Linked DNA regions of Homo sapiens: regions 1 and 2 are each linked to region 3. A link is a contact called in ENCODE Hi-C or POLR2A ChIA-PET data. All regions are on one chromosome and are shown on one strand. The core of a region is the stretch at or near the end of the contact, and the rest is flanking DNA. Distances in the headings are between cores, read along the strand shown.

Region 1 (3,033 bases), core at 245-2,744, 430 kb before region 3:
TAGCTGGGTGTGGTGGCGCATGCCTATAATCCCAGCTACTTGGGAGGCTGAGGCAGGAGAATTGCTTGAACCCGGGAGGCAGAGGTTGCAGTGAGCCGCGATCGCGCCACTGTACTCCAGCCTGGGGGACAGAGTGAGACTCCGTTTCAAAAAAAACAAAACAAACAAAAACAACCAATAAATAGTTCCCTGAATGTACAGGAGTCAACTAAGAGCTTCTATATATTTGGACTGTGACTAAATTCGAATACTTAAAGCATAAGCTAAAACTTACCATCCTTGAAGTTGTTTTATTGTGTTTAACTCCTAAAGTTTAACCCCTAAAATGAGCCGTTCTTTATAGAACAATTCCTTTCTCTTCTCTTGAATGTGGCAGTCATTACTGCCAACATAAAGAAATGTAACTATTTTTAGTAACTTCACAAAGCATCCCTGAAGCTTTCTAAACATGGAGAAAGCTTCCTTTCAAGAAACCCAAGTTCTGTTCTCCAAAGATCAAAGATCACGTAATTCTCAGAGATTTATTTCAGGTCATTTGACTAACTATTATGTATAATCATATACGTTTCATAATTCTAAATGAAGATTTGCAACTCACCTCAATCACTCTGAAAGTCCATTCAGCAGAGGCCAATAGCCACGCACCCTGCCCCACCACGGAAAGTTTTGATAATAGGACGGCACATAAATAACGGCCTCCTTTGTCTTCTTCCTGCTCCTTAACTGTGCCCCACGGTGCACAAATAAGGACTCTCCTTATTTTGACACGAGGCGTTTAGAATGTATTACCTGTTGTGTGCTGAAAGCGACTATTAGCGTATTGGCAATAACAAGTTTGCAGAAGATGCACGCCACCCTAGAGAAAGGGTTGTGTACCCTCTAAAAAGCAAAATTCATAAGCCGCTATCCGTCCACTCGGAGTTCCGCAAGCGTAGAAGTCCACGGGCACTCCATCGCGACGCCGATCTCGAGCCGGCAGGCTTTTATTTAAAGGCGAAGGGCGGACTGCGGATTCTGACCTCTCAAAGAAAAGAAAGGGGGCTCCCTCCCCCCGCCGCAGGAGGAATGTCCCCCCGTAATGGCTCCACACCGGGGAAGAGCAGGCTACGTCCGGGGCCCCTCCTCTCACTCCGGCTACACTAGGGCCCCTTGGCAGGAGGCCTCTTCTCCCCGGTCAGCGAGGCGCCCGTTCTCGCCGCCGCCCTACCCCGCTCCCGGCCGGCTGACCAGCCCGCGCACCCCTACCTACCTCAGCCGCTCGTAGCCCGGCCCCTCGGCGCGTCTAGGGGCTTCCCAGCGGCTGGGAACCTCGTGCTGGCGCCGCTCCCTCCCCAGCCCGCCGCCTCTGCACGGTGCGGAGAACGGGCCAAGACGGAGTGGCAGGCAGCGAGGGCGGCGGCGAGGCAGGCGCTGGCTCCCAGCACCCGCCGCGGCCGCCGCGCACGGTCCTGCCCCGGACGCAGTACGAAGAGGCCGCTACCACCCTGTAGTGTTAGAGGCGGCGTGCGCGAGCTCGCGAGGGCCGCGCACGCACACGCTCACTCGCATCGCGAGACCCGATCTCCCGCCGCCAACCTGCACGCAAGCTTTGGGAGGGAGCCAGGCTGGCAGGCTGCGCTTGCGCGTCGTGGCCTTAAGCCTGAGCTGCTGGTGATCCGGCGTGGACCGTCCCCAGTGGCTGGGGTTGAGGAACCCACCAAATGGGGAATTAATAACTTCCTTACTTGTATTGGTTTTCACCACAATTCTGAGATGCTGGAACTCCTGCTGACCCCATTTCTTAGATACAGGACAAATAAATGATAGTCAGGGGAGTTGGGACTCTTCATGCCCAGGATCATGTGATAATGAAAAGCTTTATTTTATGGGACATCCTATGATCCACGCAGATTACAGGCGTAAGCCACCACGCCCCAGGAATTGTCGCATTCATTATTCCATAATCACAGGAAAGGATGGAACAACAAACTACCGCTATTATGTTTTTCTTGTGAGATATCTGACATATCAGTCACCTCACACAAACCCACTTAGAAGGGATTCATTTCCTCACTCCTTCCTCCTGTGAATTTCCAGATGTCAGAATGGAGAGGATCCAGAATTAGGGCAGCTACTGAAAGGGAGACACTTTATTAAGCAGTGGGAAGAGGCTAGAGGAGGATGCTTGCCCTTTTCCCCCATGTAATGAAGGATATTTGAGGATGGACAATTCATAGAACTGAGTTCTACCATAAGCACAGCCCTGAGCCAGGTACTGCCCTGCCAGTAGGAAAGAAAGGAGGAGAAACAACTTTTCTGGACAAACACACAAGCCAGGACACAACACACGAAACAAGCAAGCCCATTCATTCAAACTACTGAGGGACTGGAGACAGATAAGCCATGTGAACAGTTGATCAAACCTACACCAATAAAAACTCTGGACAGCCTGGGTGCGGTGGCTCACGCCTGTAATCCCAGCACTTTGGGAGGCCGAGGCGGGCAGATCACGAGGTCAGGAGTTCGAAACAAGCCTGACTAACATGGTGAAACCCCTTCTCTACTAAAAATACGAAAATTAGTTGGGCATGGTGGTGCGCACCTGTAATCCCAGCTACTCGGAAGGCTGAGGCAGGAGGATCGCTTGAACCCAGGAGGTGGAGGTTGCTGTGAGCCGAGATCGCACCACTGCACTCCAGCCTGGGACAGAACGAGACTCCGTCTCAAACAAACAAACAACAACAACAACAAAAAACTCTGGACACAAAGCTCAGGTGGAATTCCCTGGTTGGGAAGCTAGGATTTTTTTGGCAGACGGAGATTCATAACATGATTCTAAACATCATTCCAACTAGGTGGAGTGATTCACACCTGTAATCCCAGGACTTTGGGAGGCCAAAGCAGGAGGCCAGGAGTTTGAGACCAGCCTGGACAATATAGAGAGATTCTGTCTCTACAAAAAATAAAACAATTAGCTGGGTGTGGTGATGAGTACTTGTAGTGCCAGCTGCTACGGAGGCTGAGACAGAAGGAAGGACTGAGATAGGAGGAAGG
Region 2 (2,933 bases), core at 262-2,761, 410 kb after region 3:
CAGGCTTGAGCCACTGCACCCGGCCCAGATTGGTTCTTTAAAGCGGAGTTGAGAGGTGGCGCTGGAGGGGAGGAAGCCCTTCGACATTTGCTCCCAGCCTCAAAACTGGGTTGCACCGGCATCTGTTCCTAGCCCTGTGGGGTTCCTGGAGCCCCGCCTTGTCCCGCCCGGCCTCCCTGAGTTCTTGTCCTCCCCCTGCCCACCAGTCTCAGTGTGCGGGGTGGGGACCACCAGGCTGGGAAGCCCAGAGTTCCCAGGCAACTCGTGCGCCTGGGAGGGTCATAGAATCCGTCCTACACTCCTCAGGATCTTGAAGGGGGCTCTTCCTTACATTCCCAGTCACCCCTCCCCCAGCCCCTACACAGGGCCTAGGTAACCTGTCTGCACCCCACTCCCACTCTGTATCAGCTGCCCTCTTCCTCAGCACCCTATCCCACTGGAGCACCTTTTCCAACTCCAGTCGCCACTTTTAATCTGCCGCCTTTTCCCAGCAGCCAGTCCTGATTGCCTCCTCCGTAGCCCCAGTTGCCCACTGCTTTAGATAGTGTCGCAGCTGGCTGTGAGGAGTGTCCTGATTCTGTAACCCGGCACCTCCTCCACAGGGCCCTAGACGCCTCAAGCCTTCCAGGACGTTTGTTGATCAAAGGCGAAGGATGTGTAGAATCTTCGTCCATCTACGAATTAATTCTCGAAACCTGCTTCGAGTGGGCCTCGCGCGTAACACAGGGGACACTCAGTGGTGAACGAGACCACTCGCTTAGGCCTAGCAGCGAGGTGACCGTTCACTCAACACACACTAACTGGGTCCCGCAGGACACGCCCCGGCTGGTCGCGGGGGTTACCCGGGGTGCCCTCAGTCGGCCGGCCGGCCATAACCGGCGTGATCTCCTCGCGCCGAGAGACCCAGCAGGGACCTCGCAAAACCCAATCCACGTTTTGTTTTATTTTGTCTTTTTGCCTCTCAAATGCATGGAAATTGGCTGCTAGTAGCTTTGCTACAGGAGAAAATCGCTAATCTGTAGTGCAAAATCGGCGCACAGGGGTTTTCTCTGAGATTGTCTAGACGCCGCGCGGGCGGGTCGGAGGCGCCAGACACATTGTATCCGGAGCGCGGAGCTCGGGAGCAACAGTCGCCGCCTCTACTCTGTATCTGCGCCGCCCCAGGCGCCCAGTGTCCGCGCTGGGCCTGGGACTGCCCTCGGGGGATGGGGCCCACGCGGGCTTTGATGGGGGGCCGGGGGCCACTTTGTCCACCCAGGCGAGGCTTGGGTCCAGCGCCGGCCACATCAACTCCCGGGGGATCTAGCAGCGCGGAGGCCAAGCAGGAGGCCCAGGAGCCCCGCGCGTCTTCCATTAGCGCAGGGACCTCCGGGCCACAGCTCAGAGAATCGGAAGGCCTCCTCCCCCTTCCCGAGCGCTGCCACTGGGGCCGAGGTTTCCAGCAAGAACCCGCGTGTCCCTGCGCACGCACACACGGTGCACACGTCAGTCCGGCGCCTCCCCGTGCCCCGACTCACGCAGGTCCTCCCGCGCGCCCGCAACACGCCCGCAGGCTCCTGTGTCTGCTGCCGGGGCAGCGGGGCCCGGAAGGGTAAGAACGCGGCTCGCTAGCGGGATGGGGACCCTGGCCCGGCCTGGACGCTGTCCCGGGCGGGGCCTGGGGGCGGAGCGCGCCGGGCCGGGCGCGCAGGAGGGGAGGCGGGTCCGCGCCGCCGCCGTCCGCGCCGCCCCGCCCTTGGCCCAGCCGCTCGCTCGGCTCCGCTCCCTGGCTCGGCTCCCTGCCTCCGCGTCGCAGCCCCCGCCGTAGCCGCCTCCGAGCCCGCCGCCACATCCTCTGAGGTAGGCGCAGCGGAAAAGGACCCCGGCTTCCTTGCGCCCTGGACGGCGGGGGCCAGGCCCCTGGGGAGCTGAGAGGGAGGCGCTGAGGGAGGAGCGGGCGAGGGGCCCCGGCAGCCCGGCCGCGGGGAGGGATCGCGAGCGGCCGGCGCGGGCCTGGCTGGTGAGCGGGCGGGCAGAGAAGGCCGCACAGGCGGGTGCCGAACAGGTCTGGGCTGGGGAGCGCGAGGCCGAGGGTCCAGAGACGCCTGCGGCTGGCGGCGAGAGGCGGCCCGGGCTTGCGGGCGGAAGTGCAAGGGCGGCCGCGTGGAGGCCCGGCGGGCCGCGCGTCTAGGTGACCTTCCCCGGCGGCGCCCTCTGGCCCTGGATCCCACCAGCGTGCATCCGGCGGGGACCCGTTCGCCGCCCACGCTCGCCGGACCAGGCCAGCGGGCGGGTGCCGGCCACGCTGCCGCCTCGGGGATGAGCTCACGTGACGACCGTGGCCCCGAGTCCCCAGGCCCACGCGCCCTGGCCGGCCCACGCCCGCAGAAGCTGGCGCCCGGCACCGCCCGCCTGTGCCAGAGCCTTCTAGAGCGGAACGCGCCGGCCGAGAGTCGACTTAGGCGGTAGAGGCCGGAGCTCGGGCCTGGGCTGAAGGTTTGGCCTCGGAAAAGGAGGCCCCACGGGGAAGGATGTGGCCTTCTTGGTCTTAGGAGTGATTACTGGTTCGGTCGTTCATTCATTCGCCAAATGCGGCGGTGCATTCTGGAAACTGTTTCGGAGCCTGACTTTGGATTAGAGGCCCGCAGTCTTAGTGGTTTGTACAAGGTCACACAGCTGGGAAGTCCCCATACCTTCGTTTTCTCATCTATAGGACGGGAGCAATTGTACCTCTCCTTCGATGAGTTTTGGGGAATAATAAAATGAATTAATTAGCATGAAACCTTTAGAACAGTGCCGGTGTGGAGAAGGGCTAAGTAGAAACCCTGACACCCTTGGGGCTTTTTGGGTGAATCCAGCCCATCCCCCGCAGACCATTTTGCTACACGTGGCGTTGTGGAAGGGGTTCAATAAATGTAGCTCCTGTTTTTAAACATTCTTTCACTATTATTGAC
Region 3 (2,980 bases), core at 15-2,514:
CAACACCCAGTTACTGTAGTTGAATGCTTCCAGGGATGGAAAATTCACCACTTAAAAGGAAGCTCTTTTTTCTCTCAGTGTGTCTGCTACCTGAGACTCGAACAGACAGCAGAGTCATGCCAGCTAAATAAAAACTTTCAGGTCCAGCCAGTTACGATGGCTCATACCTGTAATCCCAGCATTTTGGGAGGCTGAGGGAGACGGATCACTTGAGCTCAGGAGTTCGAGACCAGCCTGGGCAACATGGCGAAACCCTGTCTCTATTTAAAACCAAGTCCAAACTTGCTCATTTCCTCTGGACACATTGTTTCTGGCTCCTTCCAGCATCTTTTGTAAACACAGGTGTCACTGTTCTGGTTAAAATCCTTCAGCGGCTCCCCATTCTTGGGATCTAGCCAGGATCCCTGCCTGGCCTACTGGCCTTGCTGACCTCTGCAACTTCATCTTCTCCATTCTCTACCTGCCCTGCCCCGCCCCCCAACCCCTCCTACCCCCTATCTTGCAATTCTCTTACCAGGCCATGCTCTCTCTTGCTTTGACCGACTCCCCTTTACTCAGAAAACTGCTCATTCTTCACTTCTCCAGGATCACTTCCCTGACCCCAAGACTAGATTGGGTCCCTTGCTTATTCATGGTTGTAGCACGCTGAACTTCTCTTTACTAATACTTGTCAACGCTGAAATTCTCCATTTACTTGAGCAATTATGTCACTAATGTCCACTCCTCCACTCCATGGTAAAGTTCAGGCGAGCAGGGCTCCGAATGTGCTCTCATTGCCTCTCCAGCACCTAGCAATGTGCCTGGCAAGTATTCACGGGATGGATGGATTACTCGCTCCAGGAAGGCGGGCCCCAACCTTCGTGGCTGTGGAGACCCCTGGAAGTCGACCGTGACCCGGGCCCCCTGATGTCGCTCAGGATGAGGCGGTGCCCGGGAAACTCTCAGGGCAAGGGCACAGCATAGCTCTGGCTGGCATCCAGCTGCCAACTGGAAGAGGGCGCTCCGAATCTGTGTTTAGGGACCTCAGTTTTCCCACCGGTTCCCCGCAGGGTCGACCGCAAAAGACCCTTGTAGCCCTGGGTAGACCCAGGGCAGGAGCCACGGGCTGCGGCGGTCTGAGGAGCCAGGAGCCGCTCTGTGCCCCCGCAGGCCGCCGCTCCGGGCGAGGGCGCTCCAGGTTGGTCTTCTGGAGCAGTCGTGCGCTGATGGGGCCCCTCTGGCCGGCAGGCGGTGGCGCAGTGCGCGTCGGGAAGGCGGCGGGCTATCCGGTCCTCGGCTGCGGCGGGCACCATGGTCGGTGGCGAGGCGGCTGCCGCAGTGGAGGAGCTGGTTTCGGGGGTGCGGCAGGCGGCCGACTTCGCGGAGCAGTTCCGCTCCTACTCAGAGAGCGAGAAGCAATGGAAGGCCCGCATGGAATTCATCCTGCGCCACCTGCCCGACTACCGCGACCCGCCCGACGGCAGTGGCCGCCTGGACCAGCTGCTCTCCCTCTCCATGGTCTGGGCCAACCATCTCTTCCTAGGCTGCAGGTGCGGACCCCTGCCGGCCGGCTGATCCTGTCCCCTATCTTCCGACCCTCAAGGCCTCTCCCAGGGCTCACCCCTGACCCGAACCTCTGCCCCAGACTGAACCCGGGCCCAACCTCCATCCGCATTGGTCGGCCCGAAGACTGATTCCCACCCTGGAGGCCCCTTGGAAAGATCCTTATCTTTGAGCCTCAGTTTTCTCTTCTGGTAAAAGGGTGGTTATGATGGCTGTAATAATTAAAGGGTGAAGAGCTAAATACATGGCGGGTTCAAAGGTTGCTATTGTTATTTGTATTACTATTATTATTAGCTCAAACCATCACCTTTGCAGTATGCATTCGAAGTCCGTTAGCCCCTGTCACCTACATGGCAAACGTGCAGAGAGAGAAACGGAGATCCCCATTTTACAGATGAAAAAGCTTAGGGAGAGAAGTGATATACCTGGGGCCATGCAGCTTCTGGCAGGATTGATGGATTTTAATCACTAATGAGAGGATGTAATCTGTATCCTATGGCTTTTTCTCCTCACTCCACAGCCCACGGGGTCCTAAGTAGGAACCAGCTTCACCTCTCTGCTTTCCCTCTTATGAAAATGGCCGATGCCTTTTTGTGAAGGTCTCAAAGCCCACTTCATCCTGGCTGCAGCACCAAAAGGACAAAGGCCCGCTTTTGAAGTGCCTGATAAGGCATTCCTTTCACCCCTCCATGAGGAAGGTGGCAAATCTTGAGACTCCCTATTAGAGAGCTTCGATTTTCCTGAAATTGTGTTAGGAAAATAGGGTGACTTGGTTTGATCTTGGTTTCTATACCTATTATGGCTGCCTGACTCTGGTCATTTGGCCCCTGCAGGCCTAAGCCACTTGGTTTTGCTTCACATATTGGGGTTTATTAGAACAGTACGTAGGGAAGCAATGCCAGAGGCACCCGTCCCTTTTCCCTGCCTTCTAGGTGCTCCTGGGAAATCCTGGTTTTCCATGGTTAGGCAAATGTCAGAGAATTGGGGAAATAAATAATGTTTTTGTTAGACTAACATTCCATGTATTTAAAAAATAAAAATATTTTGGTCCTCATCCTGTATCTGAGAATATCTGTTGCTGGATGTACAGTGCCTCTGTTCTTCTAAATCTTGAAACATCTGCTGTACTGGTATTTCTGAAGTCCACTTCTGTATCTACAAGCAAGAAGTGTTCACAGGGCCAGGCACGGTGTCTCACGCCAGTAATCCTAGCACTTTGGGAGGAGGATCACTTGAGGTCAGGAGTTGGAGACCAGCCTGGCCAACATGGTGAAACCCTGTCTCTACTAAAAATAAAAAATTAGCCAGGCGTGGTGGCACACGCCTGTAATCCCAGCTACTCGGGAGGCTGAGGCAGGAGAATTGCTTGAACCTGGGAGGTGGAGGTTGCAGTGAGCCGAGATCACACCACTGCACTCCAACCTGGGGGACAGAGCAA

The links. Hi-C counts contacts between places; a loop is a spot of excess contacts on that map. ChIA-PET counts read pairs that join two places held with the same protein, here RNA polymerase II (POLR2A). Pooled maps may share reads with other maps.
Region 1: a pooled map shows a loop between it and region 3 (6-fold over the local background). The contact joins the promoter of C5orf24 here to the promoter of CDKN2AIPNL in region 3. A Hi-C loop is called at or near these places in 1 of 37 single-sample maps with no recorded cell type and 6 of 50 pooled maps.
Region 2: a loop to region 3 is called in a map with no recorded cell type, with 22 times the contacts of the local background. The contact joins the promoter of VDAC1 here to the promoter of CDKN2AIPNL in region 3. A Hi-C loop is called at or near these places in 1 of 37 single-sample maps with no recorded cell type and 7 of 50 pooled maps. POLR2A ChIA-PET finds 5 or more read pairs at or near these places in 2 of 52 experiments (activated T-cell and activated naive CD4-positive, alpha-beta T cell).

The regions. Positions count from the first base shown.
Region 1 is chr5:134,844,429-134,847,461 of GRCh38, reverse strand. It overlaps C5orf24 (chromosome 5 open reading frame 24), which reads right to left and starts at 1,494. Exons shown (of 2, transcript NM_001135586.1): 1 at 1,250-1,494. RefSeq lists silencers at 1,069-1,118, 1,149-1,528 and an enhancer at 1,048-1,783.
Region 2 is chr5:134,003,553-134,006,485 of GRCh38, reverse strand. It overlaps VDAC1 (voltage dependent anion channel 1), which reads left to right and starts at 1,511. Exons shown (of 9, transcript NM_003374.3): 1 at 1,511-1,591. RefSeq lists enhancers at 668-737, 778-837, 908-1,027, 2,678-2,727, 2,738-2,787 and silencers at 1,198-1,247, 1,288-1,347, 1,408-2,447.
Region 3 is chr5:134,410,165-134,413,144 of GRCh38, reverse strand. CDKN2AIPNL (CDKN2A interacting protein N-terminal like) reads left to right here and starts at 1,264. Exons shown (of 3, transcript NM_080656.3): 1 at 1,264-1,529. The coding sequence starts at 1,291. RefSeq lists enhancers at 396-1,133, 1,121-1,610, 1,134-1,872.